Regions from separate parts of the Mus musculus genome. Here region 2 is linked to region 1. The links are chromatin contacts, found by POLR2A ChIA-PET in ENCODE. All regions are on one chromosome and are shown on one strand. Each heading gives the region's core, a stretch centred on a gene start or an enhancer-like site at or near the end of the contact. The rest is flanking DNA. Distances are from core to core; before and after follow the strand shown. Region 1 overlaps Sdsl (serine dehydratase-like). Region 2 holds the start of Plbd2 (phospholipase B domain containing 2).

The links. ChIA-PET counts read pairs that join two places held with the same protein, here RNA polymerase II (POLR2A).
Region 2: POLR2A ChIA-PET joins it to region 1 with 12 read pairs in Patski. The contact joins the promoter of Plbd2 here to the enhancer-like site in region 1. POLR2A ChIA-PET finds 5 or more read pairs at or near these places in 2 of 5 experiments (Patski and embryonic stem cell).

The regions. Positions count from the first base shown.
Region 1 is chr5:120,465,741-120,470,266 of GRCm38, reverse strand. It overlaps Sdsl (serine dehydratase-like), which reads left to right. Exons shown (of 9, transcript NM_001384254.1): 2 at 2,769-2,993. Among named protein-coding and RNA genes, the nearest start is that of Sdsl, 4.8 kb to the left of the region's middle. Within about 2 kb of position 2,971, at least 1 of the 3 ENCODE cell types and tissues checked has a DNase peak (open chromatin) inside an H3K27ac peak, as active enhancers do.
Region 2 is chr5:120,501,219-120,505,780 of GRCm38, reverse strand. Plbd2 (phospholipase B domain containing 2) reads left to right here and starts at 2,158. Exons shown (of 12, transcript NM_023625.4): 1 at 2,158-2,494. The coding sequence starts at 2,190.

The DNA of each region.
Region 1 (4,526 bases), core at 1,722-4,221:
CCCCGGGGCCAGACAAGGCAGCCCAGCTATGGGAAAGGGATCCAAAGGCAGGCAACAGAGTCAGAGACAGCCTCTACTCTAATTGTTAAGGGACCCACATGAAAAACAAATTGCACATATTTTTTTTTCTTTTAAGAAAGATTTAGTTTGACATGGTGGTGCATGCCTTTAATCCTAGCACTTGGGAGTCTGAGGCAGGAAGATCTCTTTGAGTTCAAGACCAGCCTGATCTACATAGTGAATTCCAAGTCAGCCAGGGTTATATAGGGAGACCCTGCACCCCTCCTATGATGATGATGATGATGATGATGGTTTTTGGAGACTGGGTTTCTCTGTGCAGCCCTGGCTGCCCTGGAACTCTATATAGACTGGGCTGGCCTGGAACTCACTGAGATTTGCTTGCCTCTGTCTCTCAGGTGCTGGGATTAAAGGTGTGCATCACCCCAGCCCAGCTTATTTTATTTTTATTATTTTTTGGTTTTTTGGTTTTTCGAGACAGGGTTTCACCGTGTAGCCCTGGCTGTCCTGGAACTCACTTTGTAGACCAGGCTGGCTACGAACTCAGAGATCCGCCTGCCTCTGCCTCCCGAGTGCATGTGCCACCACGCCCGGCTCAGCTTATTATTTTTAACCATGTGTATGGCATGTATGTTTGTGTGCACGTGAATGCAGGCACCCATGGAGGTATCAGAACCGCTGGAACTGGGATTACAGGCTGTTGCAGGCGAGCTGCCTGATGTGGGTGCTGGGGACTGAACCTGAGTCTTCTTCAAGTGTAGCACTAGCTTTTAGTCATTTAGCCAGCACTGCCCTCCCACCCCGGGGGGTGTGTATATACACGTGAGTGCACGTATGTAGTTGTAATTCTAGCACGTGGGTGGTGGAGGTGAGAAGTTAAAATGTTCAGTGTCATCTTCATTTGCATAGCAAGTTTAAGGCTAGCCTGGACTACACAAGATCCGATTCAGGAAACATTAAAGAGACTCCATTCCTAGAGGCTTTGTAGTAGAGAGCGAGTCTCATGCGTGAGAGAGCCTTGGGAGTTTGCTGTTGGCATACCATAGGCACATAATAAGTGCAGATTCTTGTCTACAGCTGAGGGACTCCTCCAGGAAGCCTTTTCCAGATTCCATCTTACAGGCACTTGAGCAAGACCGGCCGCTTATCAAGGATGGGGGAGGGGATGATGTGAGGGCAGAGGTGAGCTGGGTAGGGTCCTAGTCATAGATCATGGATACGCAGCTCCACCTCGCTCAAGGTAGCCAGGGGTTAACCATCAATCCGGTTAACCATCAATCCTGGGAGGGGAGAGGTCACAAGACCCCAAGGAGGACACAGGACACCTGTGTCGTCTGGTCCTTCCTGAATCTTATTTTATATCTGGGGAAACTGAGGCTGAGGGTGCACTCCAGGGTCTCAGCCTTCAGAAGGGCCACAAGAGTCTGACCGTGGAGCTTCGAGCACGCGGATTTGACTAGGCTAACCAATCAAATCAGACATCTTTCTGCTTCTACTCCAGTAGTGCTGGGATTATAGACACATTACCTCATCTGGCCCTGTCACATGGGTGCTGGAGAGCCATACTGGGGTTTTCACACATGCCATCTCCTCAGACTCTCCTCAGTCCTTCTGTGACCCTAGAACTCAGCATGGCTTTCCATTGCCTGACAATATCCACCCCAACCTCCCACCGGCTCCCACCTCCTACAGCAAGGGCGTACCGAGGCCTGTGGGAAGGCAAGGGACACACTATCTTGTTTGAGGTTAAAGGTCTTGGGACTTGGCAGGTGATAGGTGTCTGGTAAATATTTATTTATTGAGTGCAGGAAGGTGTGAGCAGCCGTTGCTCTGAACAGTAAATAACACCCAGGCTTCCTCTGCTGACTGTGAAATGTTAGGGACGGGAACATGATGTGAGAGTCACTCTTCCTATTCAGACTGGAGAACGGGACAACTGCTGGCTAGGCTCATCCTGTCTCCTTTCTGTCTTCTTTCCTTCCTTCCTTCCTTCCTTCCTTCCTTCCTTCCTTCCTTCCTTCCTTCCCTGCTTCCTTTTTTCCTTCTTTCCTCCCTTCCTTCTTTCCTTTCTTCCTTCCTCCCTCCCTCCCTTCTCTCTTCTTCCTTCCTTCTTTCCTCCTTTCCTTTCTTCCTCCCTCCCTTCCTTCTTTCCTCCTTTCCTTTCTTCCTCCCTCCCTCCCTTCCTTCCTTCCTCCCTCCCTTCCTTCCTTCCTTCCTTCCTCCCTCCCTCCCTTCTCTCTTCTTCCTTCCTTCCTTCCTTCCTTCCTCTCTCCCCTTCCCTCCTCCTCTTCCTTCCTTCCTTCCTTCCTTCCTTCCTTCCTTCCTTCCTTCCTTCCTTCCTTCCTTTCTTTCTTTCTTTCTTTCTTTCTTTCTTTCTTTCTTTCTTTCTTTCTTTCTTTCTTTCGACAGGGTCTCTCTATGCAGCCCCAAACTGTCCTGGAACTTGCTGTATATACCAGCTTGGCCTTGAACTCACAGAGACCCACTTGCCTCTACCTCCCAAGTACTGGCATTAAAGATATGTGCTACCATGCCTGGCCTGCATCTTTATTATCTTGTCTCAAACATAAGCTGACCCCAGTGTGAACCAGGGCAAAGTGGCCTGACCCAGCAACAACTCTGAACCCAAAGTCAGATCTGGGGTGTGCCTATGTTATTGAAGGAGTCCAAGATGAGGGGTACACTCTACCTCTTGCTTGCCAGCCCCTGCTAATGTATGTTTTTTGAACCTCCATTTCCACACTTGCCAGATGAGCCCAGGTCGTTCATGAGCCATGAGCTGCGTAAGGAAGACAGAGAGGATTGAATACCCCCACGGGTTCATCTTGGTCATTTTTTGTTGTGAGTTCTCACCAGGACCCCAGAATCAGGAGCTGTCCCTTTAACAAGGAGGAGGGGCCAGGCCCTGGTAGCCGGAAGCTGATCTGGTAGCCAGTGCGTCCAGGTTGGTCCTGGCTGGGCTGTCCTTCAGGAAGGTAAGGGAGGCATTGTGGGAGTGGCTGGGGACCGTGGGGCAGTGTGTTGGGCAGTGAGTGGTGTGAGTGTGGTTACCAGTCTAGTAGCATCTGCCCTATCTTGTCACCTCACAGAAGGCAGGCCCTGCAGTCCCTGAGAGTAGTTAGCAGGGTGTGCTTGCTGGAGGGGCGGTCAGTTAGCTTGGCTTTCTAGTTTTTTTTTTTCCTGACTTAGCTGCTGTGTGCCACTAGATGGCCCATGGGGAAAGGACCCCTGGACTGTTGGAGTCGGAGTAAGGTCTGGACCAGATGAGAATCCTTACAAGTGGATTCCAGTAAGAAAGTCGCAGGGCCCCAGCTGTTCAAGCCCTTTTATGTGGGTGCTGGAGAGCTGAACTTGGGTCCTCACTGCTCAGCTCTAGCACCTGCCTCAGTGGTGAGAGGTGGGGTCCCTGGGTCTTGGCTCAGCTGAGTCCCCCACCCTGACAGTGGTGAAGCGGCCCCTCAGGAGGAGCAGAGAGGCCTGGGGACAGAGCCAAGCGTCTCAGCAGTTTTCCCTTGCTGCTTTTGTTTGTTCAGGGGAGGGTTTCTCTGTGTGGCTGTCATGGAACTCACTCTATAGACCAGGCTGGCCTCGAACTCACAGAACTGTCTGCCTCTGCCTCCCGAGTCCTGGGATTGAAGGTGTGCGACTCTTATGGATAATTGCCAATGGTACCAAATAGTCTCATTTTGAATGAATGAATGAATGAATGAATGATGATGATGATGATGATAATGATGGTGATAAGGAGGAGGGAGAGGAAGAAGAAGATATCAACAGTCCAGTAGATAAGATGCCACACAGTGGCTGGGCAGTGGTGGCGCACGCCTTTAATCCCAGCACTTGGAAGGCAGAGGCAGGTGGATTTCTGAGTTCGAGGCCAGCCTGGTCTACAGAGTGAGTTCCAAGACAACCAGGGCTACACAGAGAAACCCTGTCTTGAAAAACAAAAACAAAAACAAAATAAAAAACAAAACAAAACAAAACAAAACAAAAGATGCCATACAGTGTGGAAGCGCTGGAACTTTGAGCCTGTGGCCTTGTGTACCAACCCCTCTGAGTCACCAGTTACAAAATGGAGTTAAATACAGGCCTCTGTCAGGATTTCTCGGAGCCTTCTGAGATAAGAAGGAAGGAGCTGGGCATCGTGCCCAGTTTCCTGCCAGCCCCATACAACAGTTAGCCCTTATCAAGTCATGCAGGGTACAGTGGGCAGACACCTCCTTTTCATGGTTGGACTTAATCCTCTTAAGGAACCTGTGCTGCCCAGAGCTGACCAGTGTGTGGCGTAGTTCATAATTAGCTCGTTCTTATCTTTCTGGCCCAAGAGGTCGCTCCTGACTTCATACCCAAAGGAGACTTTAAAAAAAGAAAGATTTATTTTATGTATGTGGATGCTTTATTTTGTATATACATCTATATGTACACCAGAAAAGGTCATCTGATCTTATGAGACTAGGATTAGAGATGGTTGTGAACCATCTGTAATGGGATCCGATGCCCTCTTCTGG
Region 2 (4,562 bases), core at 909-3,408, 36 kb before region 1:
AGAAGGCACCCAGGCTGGGGAATAACATGGACCTGCGTCAGCGAGTGTGTGCCTTTGTGCATCTGTGCGCGTGCTCTGTGTATATTAGTCCCCAGCGATCACACACTCCTGTTGTGCCTCTCTCGTGTGCCTAGCATCTGGTAGCTTTCCTGTGGGTCAGGCTGTGTTCACTGAGTCCGCGAGGCTTGGAATCGTGACCTCACCTATGGCAGGGAGGAAGGATTGGAACCCAAAGCAGACTCCTCCCCCTCCAGCCAGGGCCTGGCCTTCCCTAGGGAGGCAGGAAAGTCGAGCGTGGCTGTGGTTGTGTCTGCCCCCTGGTGGCTGGGAAGGGCAGCGTCCACGGTGCTTTCGAACTGTTCGACTCCCGGTGCTGAAGGTTCTAGTTTTGTGACTAGAAGTCATTTTATCTGCTTGGGTCTCAGTTTCCCCAGCCTGTTAGGGACTTGGCGACAGAAAGTGTTTGCAGTAAGGGATTAACAGATGACAGAAGAGACTCGGATTTATGCCAGGGAATGGCAGGGGAGTGCCTCTAGGGTAAGCAGGCAGTTGTGAGGTTTTAGGTAGTATCTTGTTTATGTTTTTTAGGTAGGATCTAATGTCCCCTAACAATGTTCTTTAACTTTAGTGTGTATCTGAGGCTAACTTTGGACTCTTGATCCTTCTGCCCCTGCCTATAGAGTGCTGGGTTTACAAGCATGCATTAAAAAAAAAAAGTTTAAGGGACCTTAAACTTTTCTCTTCTTTAAAGACAGGACTGGGCTGGAGAGATGGCTCAGCAGTTAAGAGCAATGGCTGCTCTTTCAGTGGACCTGGGATCGATTCCCGGCAACTAACAGTGGCTCACAACCATCTGTAACTCCAGTTCCAAGAGAACAAGACCTGGTGCCCAGACGTGCATGCAGGCAAACCACTCATTCACTTATTCATATCCTTTTTTTTTTTTTTAATGATGAGAACTTATTTAGTCTATGTAAGTCTCAAGATGGTGACCCTCCAGCCTCAGTCCAGTAACTGCCGGGCTTACCGGTGTGTCTTTAAATATGTCCCTCAGGAAACACCTTTCCTGCTCTGTGAAACATTCTAGAAAGGTTATGCATCAGGGTAGGGGAAGAGGGACAGAATGAGTTCTTTTTTGGTATGGGATCAGGTCTCACTCACACTGTACTCCAGGCTTGTCTGGACATCTTGCAATCCTCCTGCCTCAGTCCTTCTCAGTGCTAGAATCGTAGGTGTGAGTCACTTTGTATGTGTGAACCCGTGGCATTTGTCACTGGTTGACCAGAGGCAAAGTTGGCCAGCAACTTGACCAAAGATGTTGATCTGCGTTGAGGACAGCTTGTATGTTCACACCCTTGGCTTCTGGGGCCTGGGGCTGCTGGTTGAAGGTCTGACACCTGCATTGGTTGAAGTGCCAATCACTGCCTCTCTTTGTGTACATTTTGAGACAGATTCTCACTCTTTATTCCAGACTATTTTGCAGACCTCAAAAGCACAGGTACAGGTCCTCCAACATCCAGCTTTTTAAATAAAAATTACTTTGAGACGGGATCTCATACTGTGTACTAGGCTAGCCTGGAATTAACTCTGTAGCTCGGGCTAACCTGATTAACATATTGGGACTACTTCATTCATGGACAAATAGGAAAAAGAAGTTGCGGGGCTGGGAGATGGCTCAGCAGTAAAGGGGGCTCGATGATCTTGCAGAGGACTTGAGTTCGAATTCCAGCACCCACATTTAGACAGTTCACAACAGAGCCTCAGGGAATGTAACACTCTTTTCTGGCCTCCACCTGCATCCACATTCCCAAAAACACACACACACACACACACACACACACACACACACACACAAACACACCATGCAGATCATACACATAAAAGAAATCTAAAAATATTAAAAATTAAAAGAAGGTGAGGAAGAGGAAGAATAAGTAAAAAAGGTGAGGAAGAGGAAGGATAATTTAAAAACAAAGCAAAAGCAAACAAACAAAAACCAGAAAGAAATTCCTTGGGAGGGAAGGATGCTGAGCGGTTTTTTTTTTTTTTTCCACAGAGAGCGCGAGTCCTTTAAGGCAGGCCCCGCCTCTCCAGGAACACAGACCACGCCCATCCCGGAAGCCCAAGCACAAGCCCCGCCCCCACCCCGCCCCTCGGGACGCAGTCACGTGGCCCGGCTGCGGCTCGCGATGGCGGCCCCCGTGGATGGGAGCTCCGGCGGCTGGGCGGCCCGGGCGCTACGGCGGGCACTGGCGCTGACCTCCCTGACCACACTGGCCTTGCTGGCCTCGCTGACCGGGCTGTTGCTGAGCGGCCCGGCGGGCGCTCTCCCTACCCTGGGGCCCGGCTGGCAGCGCCAAAATCCGGACCCGCCGGTCTCCCGCACCCGCTCGCTGCTGCTGGACGCCGCGTCGGGCCAGCTGCGCCTGGAGGATGGCTTCCACCCCGACGCGGTGGCCTGGGCCAACCTCACCAACGCCATCCGCGAGACCGGGTAAGGGTTAGCCATCCCCGCCACGGCCTGGCGGGTGACAGGGGCCCTGGACTGCCTCCCTGGGGAGTCCACAGCCAGGTCTGGCCCAGGGCTGGTGGCTGACTCAGTAACTCCTATCCCCAACCACAGGGGTTCTCCCCGAGGGGCCAGGGGACCTGCCCTCTGTCCACACGGGTCCCCGCACTTAAGGCGAGCTGGACTAGAACTCGGTATGTAGACCAGGCTGCCCAGGAACTCACACAAACTCGCCTGCCTTTGCCTCCGGACTTCTGGTACTAAATGTTTACTCTGCTGCCCATTTGTCCCTAGCCTAAGGGATAATGACAGTTGTCAGTAGCCCCAGGCCCTTGTCTCCCTCCAGAGCCAGGGCGGCTGGAGTGAGCCAGGCTCCAAGCCAGAGGGAAAGTTGCAGGTCCCTAAATTCACAAGCGTGGACAGTATCCTTGTTAGATGTTGCTGTCCCTGCCCATCCCAGGGACGAATTCATGGCCCGATGCTTCACTGAGTTAGGTGCTCAGTGTGATCCCTATCGCTCTCGGAACATAGGCTGGCCCTGTGATCTGTTGTCTCACTAATTCCCTTGCTTCTCTGGGTCCCCCACATCACTGCTGTGAACCCAGAACTTGATCGTGGGTTCTTGCTGGGGTCTGCACCGGGAATAACGACTTGTGCTGAGCTATTCTTATCTTGGCATGTGGTCACAAGGACCCAGAGCCAAACAAGATTCAGGCTGAGGGAAGACACATGGGCAAATCCCACGGGAAACCGGAGCCAGCAATCTGCCTGGAAACCCAGATTTGGGCTGTGTAAGGGGAGCATCCAGAACCTGTGTGTCCCCATCAGACCTCGATGTGCTCATTCTCAGGGGCCACAGTCTCCTGCAGCATGGGTTCGCACAGGTTTGGTCATCTCCGGTGATGGTGGTCCTTGGATGGTTGGTTGCTGTAGACATCACAGCTGGGTGGGGTCAATCTGGGAAGGCTTCCAGGGAGAGAAGGCTGCTGATTTGTCTGCTATATGAAGGGAACCACAGCTCTGGCCGGCATCAGGGGCACCCCCTGTGACTCGATCTGGCGGTCTGTTCTCTGCTGACTCAATCCAGATTTGCTTGTTTAGCAGAGCTGAGAGGGTATGACGAACCCCTGCTTGGATGCAGAGGCACAGGAGGTGTGTGGAGGGGGAAGGACGGGGGTGGGGTGGCGTGGGGGCACTCAGACTGAGAATGCTTCCATTTACAGGACTCATGGGAGTGGGGACGGGTCTTCCTTGGTTGTGTTGGGAATTTCCTGCAGCCTCCGATCCACTGTTGTGTGATCCAGGGTGAGTGGCTCCCCTTCTCTGAGCCTGTTTTCTTGCCCGAGATGGGGTTCAAAGGGTCCCCCAGTTTCAATGGGACTTAGAAAGCTCCACTGTGGATGTAAGGAGAGAGGAGGGAAGGAAAGGAGTAAGGGTCCCTTCGGCCATTTTTCGATTGGGGAAACTGAGGCCCATCACCATGCTGGCATATTTCCTGTCCTCTCTTTCCTCTCCTATGGCTCCGGTCCTTTCACTGTGAGACCCCAGCACTATAGGGAATTCATGGTGGGAGACCCCAGTTTACAGGCAGGGGAACAGACCCTTGAAGACTTGGGTCAAACAGAAGTCATCTGGCCTGGCCTGGTCCCCGGTCGATGGGAGCTCCAGCCTGGGGGTGTCTGGCTCACATTTTTTGAGGCAGAGGTCAGGAGCTAGATTCTCCTGGAGTTAGTATCCCCCCTTGTCAGTTCTGGGATTTTTGTTGGTAACCGCCCCCCCCCCCCCTTCTCCTCCCTTTCTGCTGCTAGAGTTTGGCTTTCTATTGATTGATTGATTGATTTATGGGGTGTGTGGGATGGTGTCACATGAACTATGGTGTATGTGGAGGACAACTTGAATCATGTCTCTCCTTCCAGTAAGTCCTGGGGAACAAACTCAGGTCATTAGGCTTGGTGGCAATCGTCTTTACCCACTGAGCCATCTTGCTGGCCCATGAGTCTGACTTTGGCCCACCACCCAACACAATCCTGAGACTGTTTCGAGAACTCAGTCT